Regions from separate parts of the Homo sapiens genome. Here region 1 is linked to region 2. A link is a contact called in ENCODE Hi-C or POLR2A ChIA-PET data. All regions are on one chromosome and are shown on one strand. The core of a region is the stretch at or near the end of the contact, and the rest is flanking DNA. Distances in the headings are between cores, read along the strand shown.

What was found. Hi-C counts contacts between places; a loop is a spot of excess contacts on that map. ChIA-PET counts read pairs that join two places held with the same protein, here RNA polymerase II (POLR2A). Pooled maps may share reads with other maps.
Region 1: a loop to region 2 is called in a map of CD4-positive, alpha-beta memory T cell, with 9 times the contacts of the local background. The contact joins the enhancer-like site here to the promoter of PARVA in region 2. A Hi-C loop is called at or near these places in 18 of 168 maps with a recorded cell type or tissue (CD4-positive, alpha-beta T cell, CD4-positive, alpha-beta memory T cell, CD8-positive, alpha-beta T cell and 13 more) and 20 of 50 pooled maps. POLR2A ChIA-PET finds 5 or more read pairs at or near these places in 14 of 52 experiments (AG04450, CD4-positive, alpha-beta T cell, CD4-positive, alpha-beta memory T cell and 9 more).

Annotation. Positions count from the first base shown.
Region 1 is chr11:12,327,587-12,332,469 of GRCh38, reverse strand. It overlaps a transcript of MICAL2 not described here. Among named protein-coding and RNA genes, the nearest start is that of PARVA, 48 kb to the left of the region's middle. RefSeq lists an enhancer at 1,499-2,000. Within about 2 kb of position 1,914, at least 3 of the 41 ENCODE cell types and tissues checked have a DNase peak (open chromatin) inside an H3K27ac peak, as active enhancers do.
Region 2 is chr11:12,376,069-12,381,106 of GRCh38, reverse strand. PARVA (parvin alpha) reads right to left here and starts at 3,536. Exons shown (of 13, transcript NM_018222.5): 1 at 3,324-3,536. The coding sequence starts at 3,459.

The DNA of each region.
Region 1 (4,883 bases), core at 665-3,164, 47 kb after region 2:
CCTGACCATTATCTATAAGGTTGGTGTCCTTTTCTGACAATATCCCATTATATTATGTGACAAAATAATATTATCTGTGTTTCTGTGTTCATGGCTACCTGTATTTAGAGAGACTCCTTTAGAATCACAGAAGATCTCAACCCTTCCCCTGCTCTGCTGACTTATGAATGCACAGCAACCAGCCATGTCTAATGATGGATGAAAGGGTACAACCTTTAACTCACTGCCTTCAAGTACCTTTTGAGAACAAATAGTTATGGAAGGAAACCTAAAGAATATCTATTTCCTAAAACCCATTCCCAAATTGTGGCAGAGTGTCAGAGAGGCATGCCTCAAAACCCATAGTCTGCTATCTTTGTTGAACAGCTTTTATTGCATTACTGTTTTTTGGGGGCGGTGGTGGCGGGGGTGTGGGAGTGATAACAATGAGTCCTCATTGAGATCCTTGTTTGGATCAGGCATGCAAAATTCATGTATTACAAATATTTAGAGAAACCGGCTTAAATCTCTTGTAGGGAGTATAGTTACAAATGAATGTGAATGGATGAACAAACAAATAAATACAATTTGAGAAGTCATTGACCATCCAGCTGTGTTTTATAATAATAGGGACATAAAAGAAAAGAGAAGGAATATTTTTGGATACCTATTTTATTTCAGGCCCTTTTGTGGGTGCTTTACTAACATTATTTCACTTCATCTTTTCTTCATACCACCTCTGTGAGGTTGGTATTATTCATTCAATTTTACAGATGAGAAAATTTCGCAGAAAAGTAAATAATTGTATAAGGACTACATTGGGATTCAAACTCAGGAGTGTCTGATTCTAATGCCTGTGCTCTGTCCAGGACACCTCACTGTACATTATCCAGGAATTTTTATTCCTCGGGTCCTCAGCAGCAGTGAAAACCATGGAGTGTAAGCTCAGCTACCTCCCCGGTCCTGGAGAGGCTTTCGCTAGCATTTCTCACATAATGTGTGCTCCTGCTGCCACCTGCTGGCACTTTGTGCATCCTAATTTTTCTTGGTAAACCCCTCAATCTCCGGGAAGAAGAAACCATCTGGCTCCAAAAAAGGCAAGAAGCTCCATGCAGACAACTAGCTGGTAAATCTTCCCCAAAGCTGGTAAAGCTATAAGGGAATAATTATTCTCATCGACCTCCCCTGGGGAGAAATCCTTTCTCTTTCGAAGTTACTCAGTTTTCATCAGATTCCAGGTATTGAAAGAAAGCCCAGATTGTGTTATCCAGACCATTTAAATTTGAATGGTGGTCTCTTGCTAGACTGGGGTATTCCATGCCCCTAGTATGTAACACTGATCATCATATTGACAAGCAACAAGCCAGTAGGTAACAGTGCCTCAACCAATAAGAGTCTAAGTGGCTGCAGAGCTGGGCTTGGCCTCTTTCCAGAAGGTGGTAGGGCCCCCAGGAATCAGGTTACTGCATATCCTGGTCCTTCACCTGGGCAGCTAGGACCAAGAGGGGACTCTCTTACCTCTGTCAAAGACATCACACACACAGACACACACATACAGACACACACACACACACACACACACACACACACTCTCTCTCTCTCTCTCTGTCTCTCTCTCTCTCTCTCTCTACCCCTCTCTCTGTCTCTCTCTCTCTCTGTCTGTCTCTCCCTCTCTCTCTCTCTCTGTCTCTCTCTCTCTCTCTCCACGTCCTGCAAAACATAATGATTTGTCATCTGGGGTGGATTATTAGATTTTTGTTTTCCTTTGTTTCCCTTTCCTTGACAAAATGGGGAAAAACCCTTCCCGGGGGCGGGAGAGCTTATTTCTGACTGCTGTAAAAAAAGAAAGCAGGAATTGTTGTCACGACAATGAGGAGCTCATCAAAGCCTCATTTTGCTCATCAGCCATCATTGCCCTCCATCCCGCACCCCCGCATGTTCCTCTAATTCAATGCCCGCCTAATGAATAACTCCCAGAACAAAAGCCCCTTTCAGGCTGCCTACATAATTATCAGAGGAGCCTTGCATAACTGTCGCAGACTACTCATGTTTTCAGGTCTGTCTCTAAATTTGGTTATTCACAACCTTTATAGCTCAATATTATTGCCTAACTGTGATCATTTTCTAATTATCCTAATAATACCTATTAAATAATTCCCATTAAATCACTTGAACCGGAGCAGCACAGGCCAGCTCAAATACAACTTAACCTAATAAGCGTTGGTCATTCATTAAGCAACAGGGCAATCTCTTAAAGGGACTGAATAGAATATTAAACCACCAAGGAATATTATTATTGCACAAATGTTATTACAAGTTAGAGTATATTAATTTTGGTGGCTGGTCTGCAAAACTTCCATTTGGTTGCTTTTGAGGCCACTCTCCCGTCTTGACTCTTTTAGTCTCCAGCCCCTTGTTGATCTGCATCTGTCACCCACACAAGGACAATCATGGGAAAAAGGCCCATAAACTTAACAGGGGAATTAAATTACCAAGGATATAAAGGGAATGAATGGAATCCATCTTCTGTCTGGCTTGGCACACCTCCGAAACATCACAAGCTGGCCAGATTTCTTTTGCTATAACTCAAACTAGCTCTCTCTTTTCTTTTTTTTTTTTTTTTTTTTTCATATTTGGGGATGAGGAAGATTTTCAGAAGATGCTTTACAATTTTGGTTTCTATCATTTAAATTTCAAGCAGTAAAAATTAGACAAATTCTTTAAAAGAAGATGTGTGTGGATACTTAGTAATATTTTGTAAAATGATATGAGTAGTGTTTACTAAATGCCTACAACCTAGGCAATACTCCGGTAGAGACTTTGCCTATCAACACTTCTAATTCTCAAAATGACCTGATAATATGGGGATTATTATCTTCACTTTTCAGATAAAAAATCTAGGACCAGAGAGGTTAAGTGATTTTCCCAGGACTATTCAGCCTAAGCGGAGTGGAATAGAATTTGAACACAGGGCTTATTGGCTTATTGGCGCCCACAGCTCCCCACTTCCCACCATGCCACCTCTTGGCCTGTGTTGCTGGCGGCAAACTGAAGCACGCCCTGGCTTTTCTGGTTTTTCCTCTTCTTTTCTAATGCTCTCACTGAGATCAGCAGATTGTCAAAGACAAGGACCAGAGCCTTCTGGACTGGGAATATGACCAAGCACCAAACAAGGGCAGTTCATTCTACCAAAAGTCCCACAGCAGCTGTAGAGATGGACAGTGACTCTCAGTCCAGGCAGCAAGAAACTCTTTATATTTGTAATAAGCCTATTTCTAATGAGCAAATTTGGGTCATCTTTGCAAGGAAATCCAGTGCATTGTAGTAAAAAAAACAAACAGGTATTGATTAATCATCTGCTCCATGCCAGGCACTGGCTATGGATATTACATAAATTATTTTAGCTAATCCTCACCACAAATACAAGTAACAAGTATTATTAGCACTCCCAATTTACCAACAAGAAAACTGAAGCACAGAAGAGGTAAAGTCTGACTCTAGCATTTCCCTGAAATCTAGTTGCTAAATTAACCATGCAGTTAATGAAACTGAAACCTCAGGACCCCTTACTTGGATGGGTCCTTGCAAGGTTCTGGAAGCAGCCCTCACAATTTTACATGCATGACTTTGCATGAACTCCAGGCCTCAGGAAATCTGGGTCTGCACCTGCTAGTTTCATCGCTCTCATGTAACTGGACTCTTAAAGAATTGAAATCCTAATGTTTCACTTGTTAAGTAACAAGTAACCTGTTGTTTATATTATTGCACATTATTTCAGTGCTCAGTTTTTCACCTTTTATATCTCAAATGCTGAAGGCTGAAGACATCACATTATAAAACTAAAGAGACAATACCCCCAACAAACTCTTAGGGCCCCCCAATTCATGAGCCACACCCCTACTGGAAGATTTCCGAAAATGTAGGTTTCTTTAAGCCACTCCTTACCTGAAAACCCTTCACTAGCTCATTTGTGAAGATATTTCATGTCTTTCCACATTTGACCTTTGCAGGTGCTGTTCCCTCTGCCAAAACAATCTCCTCTTTACTGGTTAACTCTTGTTCCTCCTCTGGTTCTCATCTTATAGATCACCCCTTCCCAGAAGCCTTGCTTGATGGCTTCCCTCGCCCCAAGATCAGTTAGGAACCTCTTGGTTCTGTTCACGTTGTACCCTAATGCTTGTTCCTATGACAGCATTTGTCATACTGTATTGTGGATTACCTCTTTACCTATGTGTGCCTCTCAATGGACTATAAACTTCTCAAGGTAGAAACTGCATCATACTCATTGTTACAGACCCAGTGTTTTAATGTCTAATGCATAGTAGGTCTTCACCAGATGAGTTCTGTTTGAATCCAAGAAGCTGAAGCTATTACTGGAAAAGTTACCACTTATTGCTTTACCTTGGGCCAGGCAATGTGTTAACTTAAGCATCAAATATAATTTCTTCTTTAATCCTTATATCAGTTCTATAAAGGAGAAAACCACCATTATCCCCATTTTAGATGAGAAAATGAAAAAGTATAAAGGTTTATAATGTGACTGGCCCAAGGTCGTACAGGTAGTAAAGGAAAAACCAGGACATTGACTCTCACTCTGAGTTTTGAATTACTACCAACACTGCTCCAATACCCATATATTTCTCCTGAATTTATCTTAATCCTTGAATTGCAAAGAACATTCATGTTAGCCAGTGGAGAGGTGGCTTATATCAGTTCTATAAAGGAGAAAACCACATTATCCCCATTTTAGATGAGGAAATGAAAAAGTATAAAGGTTTATAATGTGACTGGCCCAAGGTCGTACAGGTAGTAAAGGAAAAACCAGGACATTGACTCTCACTCTGAGTTTTGAATTACTACCAACACTGCTCCAATACCCATATATTTCTCCTGAATTTATCTTA
Region 2 (5,038 bases), core at 2,287-4,786:
ATATGCCGCAGCAAGCAGCTGGAGCTGGGTGGTGGCTGGCCCTTCAGAAGACGTTCTGTGTTCTTCCATTCATCCATTTACAGCCCCTGGATTAGTTGACAGACTGAATGAAGGAATCAGGACTTTACAGTGAAATATAACAGGGATGAAAATAAGATCTTACACTTGGTTTCAAAAACCCAACTGAGTAAATCCAAGATAGGGAAGGCTGTGATTTAGGAGCAACAAATATAAAAATGTCTTTGAGTAAGCTGATAGCAAGCTCAATGAGAGATCACAGTGCGACGTGGCTGGCAGAATAGTTAGAGGCAACCTTAGCTGCATTAAAAGAACATTGTGTCTGTGCTAGAATAAGGGAGATGACAGTCCTAATCTGGGGTGGCTGGCTTGCACTACAACTGTACTATGGTGACTTCTGGAGAGCTCACTTCGAGCGGGTCTGGTAACAGGTTGATCTGCTAGGTATTCTCCATTTCCACCGTCCCCACTGTGATCTATTCTCTGCACTGCTCTGTGCCCTATGGACGCTGCCCCTATCTATTGCAGATCCCTTGCTCTGATGGCTTCCCACTGGGTTCAGCACCAGTAGGTGATGCACGGGCAAGAAGACAGAGAACATGCAGAATGTGCATTTATTGTGCCACTCTCTCCTTGCTCTGTCTGCATATTTCGGACAGTAGCTGCATCCCTCTATGACTATAGTTCCAGTCCAGCAGCCCCTCGTCCATAACCCCAGCTTGTAATAGGTTCCAATTTGCTTCCCTTGTCCCTCAGGCCTCGGAGTGATTAAGAGCTTCCTCCTGTTGCTAGCCCCTAGGGACCTCAGCATCCCTTCTTAGTTCCCTTAACCCTGCCCACAGCTCTGTCAATAGCCCTTTCACTAAATTATTTTCAAAATCTCAACTAAATTGGCCTTCTTTTTCCTGCAGGGACCCTGTCTGAAACTAAAGAGACAGGATGCAAAAGTCCTTAAAATTATGTCTGTGAGGAATAGAGGATGTTGGGCCTGGTGGAGAGAAGACTCTAGAAAGCAGGATAGCCTACTTCAGCAAGGTAGTAATAAAAGGCCACCCCAGACTCATTCTCTGGCTCTACCAACAGTGATAGGTACAGAGAGATAAATTTCTACAGAGTAGGTAAAGATGGTTATCCTGGTAGGTCATGAGCTTCAATATTTCTCAGTTGCCCCATCTTAAACTGGATGAGACTATGTCAGGAATGCTGCAAGGAAGAAGTTAGAAACATGGTCTAGAAAAGAGCTTCCCAAGCCAGGGTTTCATGATTTGCCACCAACTGTACACTACTCGATGGGTTACCAAAATAACCAATGTGGGGAAACTTTTGTATGTTTTTGCTGCTTCTCGTTTCAATCTAGGGAATAGAAGTCTAGTTCTTCATCAAGTCTGATAATCCTCAGCGCTGAAGATGTTTTTATACTTTAAGATGACTTACAAACATGAAAATTTCACACAGCATCACAGCTTTCAAAAGGTTATTTCTAATTCATGGAGCAATCTATTAAAAACATTTTTTAGGGGGGAAGAGAAGTTGATTAATGGTTACAAATATACCATTTGATATAAGAAGACCTAGTGTTAGATTGGTAAACTAACTATATTTTACAATAACCTCTTGTATATTTCAAAATATCTAGAATTCCAGTGGTCTAGCATAGAGAAAAGACAAATCTTTAACGTGATGGATATCCCAAGTACAGTGATTTTGTCCGAGGCATGTGAACCAGAGCAACTCCATCTTGAATGGGGCCAGGTAAAACAAGGCTGAGTGAGACCTACTGGGCTGCATTCCCAGAAGGTTAAGGCATTCTAACTTACAGGATGAGATAGGATGTGGGCACAAGATACAGGTCATAAAGACCTTGCTGATAAAACAGGTCGCAGTAAAGAAGTCGGCTAAAACCCACCAAAACCAAAATGGCGACAAGAGTGACCTCTGGTCGTCCTCACTGATACACTCCCAGCAGCGCCAGGACAGTTTACACATGCCACGGCAACGTCCGGAAGTTACCCTATATGGTCTAAAAAGAGGAGACATGAATAATCCACCCCTTGTTTAGCATACCATCAAGAAATAACCATAAAAATGGGCAACCAGCAGCCCCAGGCTGCTCTGTCTATGGAGTGGCCATTCTTTTATTCCTCTACTTTCTTAATAAACTTGCTTTCACTTTACTGTGTGGACTCACCCTGAATTCTTTCTTGCGTGAGATCCAAGAACCCTCTCTTGGGGTCTGGACTGGGACCCCTTTCCTGTGCAATTTGATCTTTACAAATTATATGAATGTATTACATTATCACATGTGCCCCAGAACTATGTACATCATGCATCAACTAAAAAATGTTTAAAACAAAAATGTTTAACTCAGCAACTTCTATCTACACACCAGTCACCACAGTGCTTCTTGAGAACTGCCACCTCGTTTTCAAACCAAAAACCAGGACGCAAAATCTGTGCATGGGAAAAAAAAATATTTTACATGCAAACTACCCTGAAAAAAAAAAAAAAAAAAAAGAATAAGGTCGCCTCAATTCACTCTGGTGGGGAAAAAACAAAGGTTTTTACGAAAGCCCTGAATGCCTGAGTTCACAGCAGGCCCATGACGAAGTTTGTGTCTCACGCAGGTTTTCTCCTTTGGTGGGAGTTTATTGTGTATTACACCGAGGGCACGCTAGGTTTGCCAGTTTTTCGCTCATTCATTCAACAAACACTCGATGTCCACCTACTCCATTAACAGAGCCCTTCTCAGCCCTCGGGATGGACAAAAGATCCCGAAGAGGCCAAAGCCACGACGCCGCTGCCAGAGGACGTCAGCAGGTCCAGGAAACGACCTGATTTTAAGGACCAATGAAGGCAACGAGTAAGAGCGACGGCGCCCAGGAAAGCTGCAGCGGAAACTTGGGAAATGCCAGCCTTCGGGCGCAGAGGGCGGGGCAGGGCCTACTGGATCGCACTGTCTGCGGGCTGGGGCCCCGCCTGGGCTCCGGTCCCGCCGCCTCCGGCCGCCAAGCGGCGCCCGCCCACGGCCCGGCGGGGGCGTTGGCCTGGTCCCCGGCCCAGGAGGGCAGCGCCCGGGCGACCGCGAGCGGGCGGGGTGGCCTCGATGGCCCGCGAGCCCCGGGCTCAGTGTGGGGTGCGCGTCGCTCCTGCCCGACGTACCCGGGAAGCGCGCGCACGCATCGCCGCGCGCCCCACCGCGCCGGGCACCCGCGGCGCGCTCCCGCCCGGTCCCAGTGCCCCGGCCCCTCGGCCCCTACGGCACCCCCGGCTCCTACCGCCCGCCCGGCCGGCCTGGCCGCACTCACCCTCCTTGGCTTTCTTCCTCCGGGCCAGGGTCCCTCCGAGTTTCCCCAAGAAGGAATCATCTTTCTTGCGGGACGGGGGCGACTTGGGAGTGGGAGACTTGGGGACAGAAGGCGACTTCTGCGGGGAGGTGGCCATGGCGCGGCGCAGGCTGCCGCGGGCCGGTCGGGACGCGGAGCTGGCGCTGGGCGGACGCAGCGGGCGGCGGCGGGACTGAGGCTGCGGCTTTCCAAACGGAAGCGGAATTATTCCAAGCATTTGAGGCAGCTCACGCTCGCCTTTCCCTTCCCTCGCTCCCTCCCTCGCTCCCTCCCTCGCGCCGCCCTCTGCCCTGGAAGGAGCTGCGCTCCCGGGGCCGCGCCTTGCGCCCCTGGGTTGCCCCAAGCAGGGAGGATGCCCCAAAACTGCCCCTTGCAGGACAGGAGGACGTGTGTGCCCAGGTTGGGAGCGGTCGAGCCGGAAAGCTTCATTTACCCAGGCTCTGTCCCCACCACACAGCCTGGCGCAAAACACATCTGAGAACCAACCCAACCCTGCTACTCTCCCGGGGTCTTCCAGCCGGCGGCTGGTGAGCTCGCTCTGCCCCAGCACTACTGCCTGTGGGGTTATCAGGCCCACGTCTTGCGCCCACAAGACTGCAGCTCCTGGAAGAAATTATTGCAGTGAACCAAAATGTGTCCAGGCCCCACCAAAGTGGGCAGAACCAATCACTCCTGAACCTATCCATGACCGTCAACCTCCTCGTCTCTACTCCCATCCAAGACTGAGAAGCTTGGAGTGCACAAGGGTAAAGCCGAGGCTTCTTATTCTTGTAAGACATCCGTGTTTCCAGCAGCTTATACAAAGGAAGATCCCACGTGGTGGTGGAAACATGAATGGGAAAAGCACAACCATGAGCTCCTACAGGACTTCCCGCAAAATTTATCCTGCCTAAATAAAAGCAAGAGAGTGACAACCAGACTCATTTGAGATAACAGGGGAGTCATACAAAGCACAGTGTTTGAAGGACTCATACTGGAAATGATTAAAAGGCACGTGTTATTGAGCTTACCCATCTCAAGTTCTCACTCTGGCTCTTTGTCCTTCTGTCTGTCTCTCACACACAGACTCACAGCACCTTGGCAACTGTGTTTCCTCCTTGTGGCCCCTTCTAGGCCACAGCTGATTGAACCTGGGTGAACACCTAATCCAAAGGGCGCTACTGCTTTACTGAAGAGCAGACGATCAGCTGGCCCCAGTTAAGACTGCACTAAGCTGGAGAGACTGTTGTCAGAAGTTGTGCTCGTGACTGATGATCATTCGCAATCAAAACTAGGGTGGCTGTTTCTAGCCACGTGCATGCTGAGGAGTAGGGAAACCAAAGAATGGAGCAAAGAAGTGTGCTCAAGAAGCCACGTGGTCTGAGTAATGGAAACCGTGGGGAGTAGCTGCTTGGACCTTGAATCTTTTCCCAGACCCCACTTGCACTTCCTGCCAGGGCCAGCTGTGCTTCTTCCCAGGAGATGTTACTCAGCCTTTTATTAACCCATCCACAGTTCCTTAAACTAAATAAAGTGACAAGCAACAGTTTCTGAGTAGAACTAAAATTTAACAAAAAGATAGTCAACAGATTCTCAACACCGTATAGGTTCATTTTATCTTAAGAGTCTTAATTTTACCTTTTTTAAAAAAAAAAAAAATCTGCTTTAGTTGGTGCCTCTTACTTAACAGCAGAAAA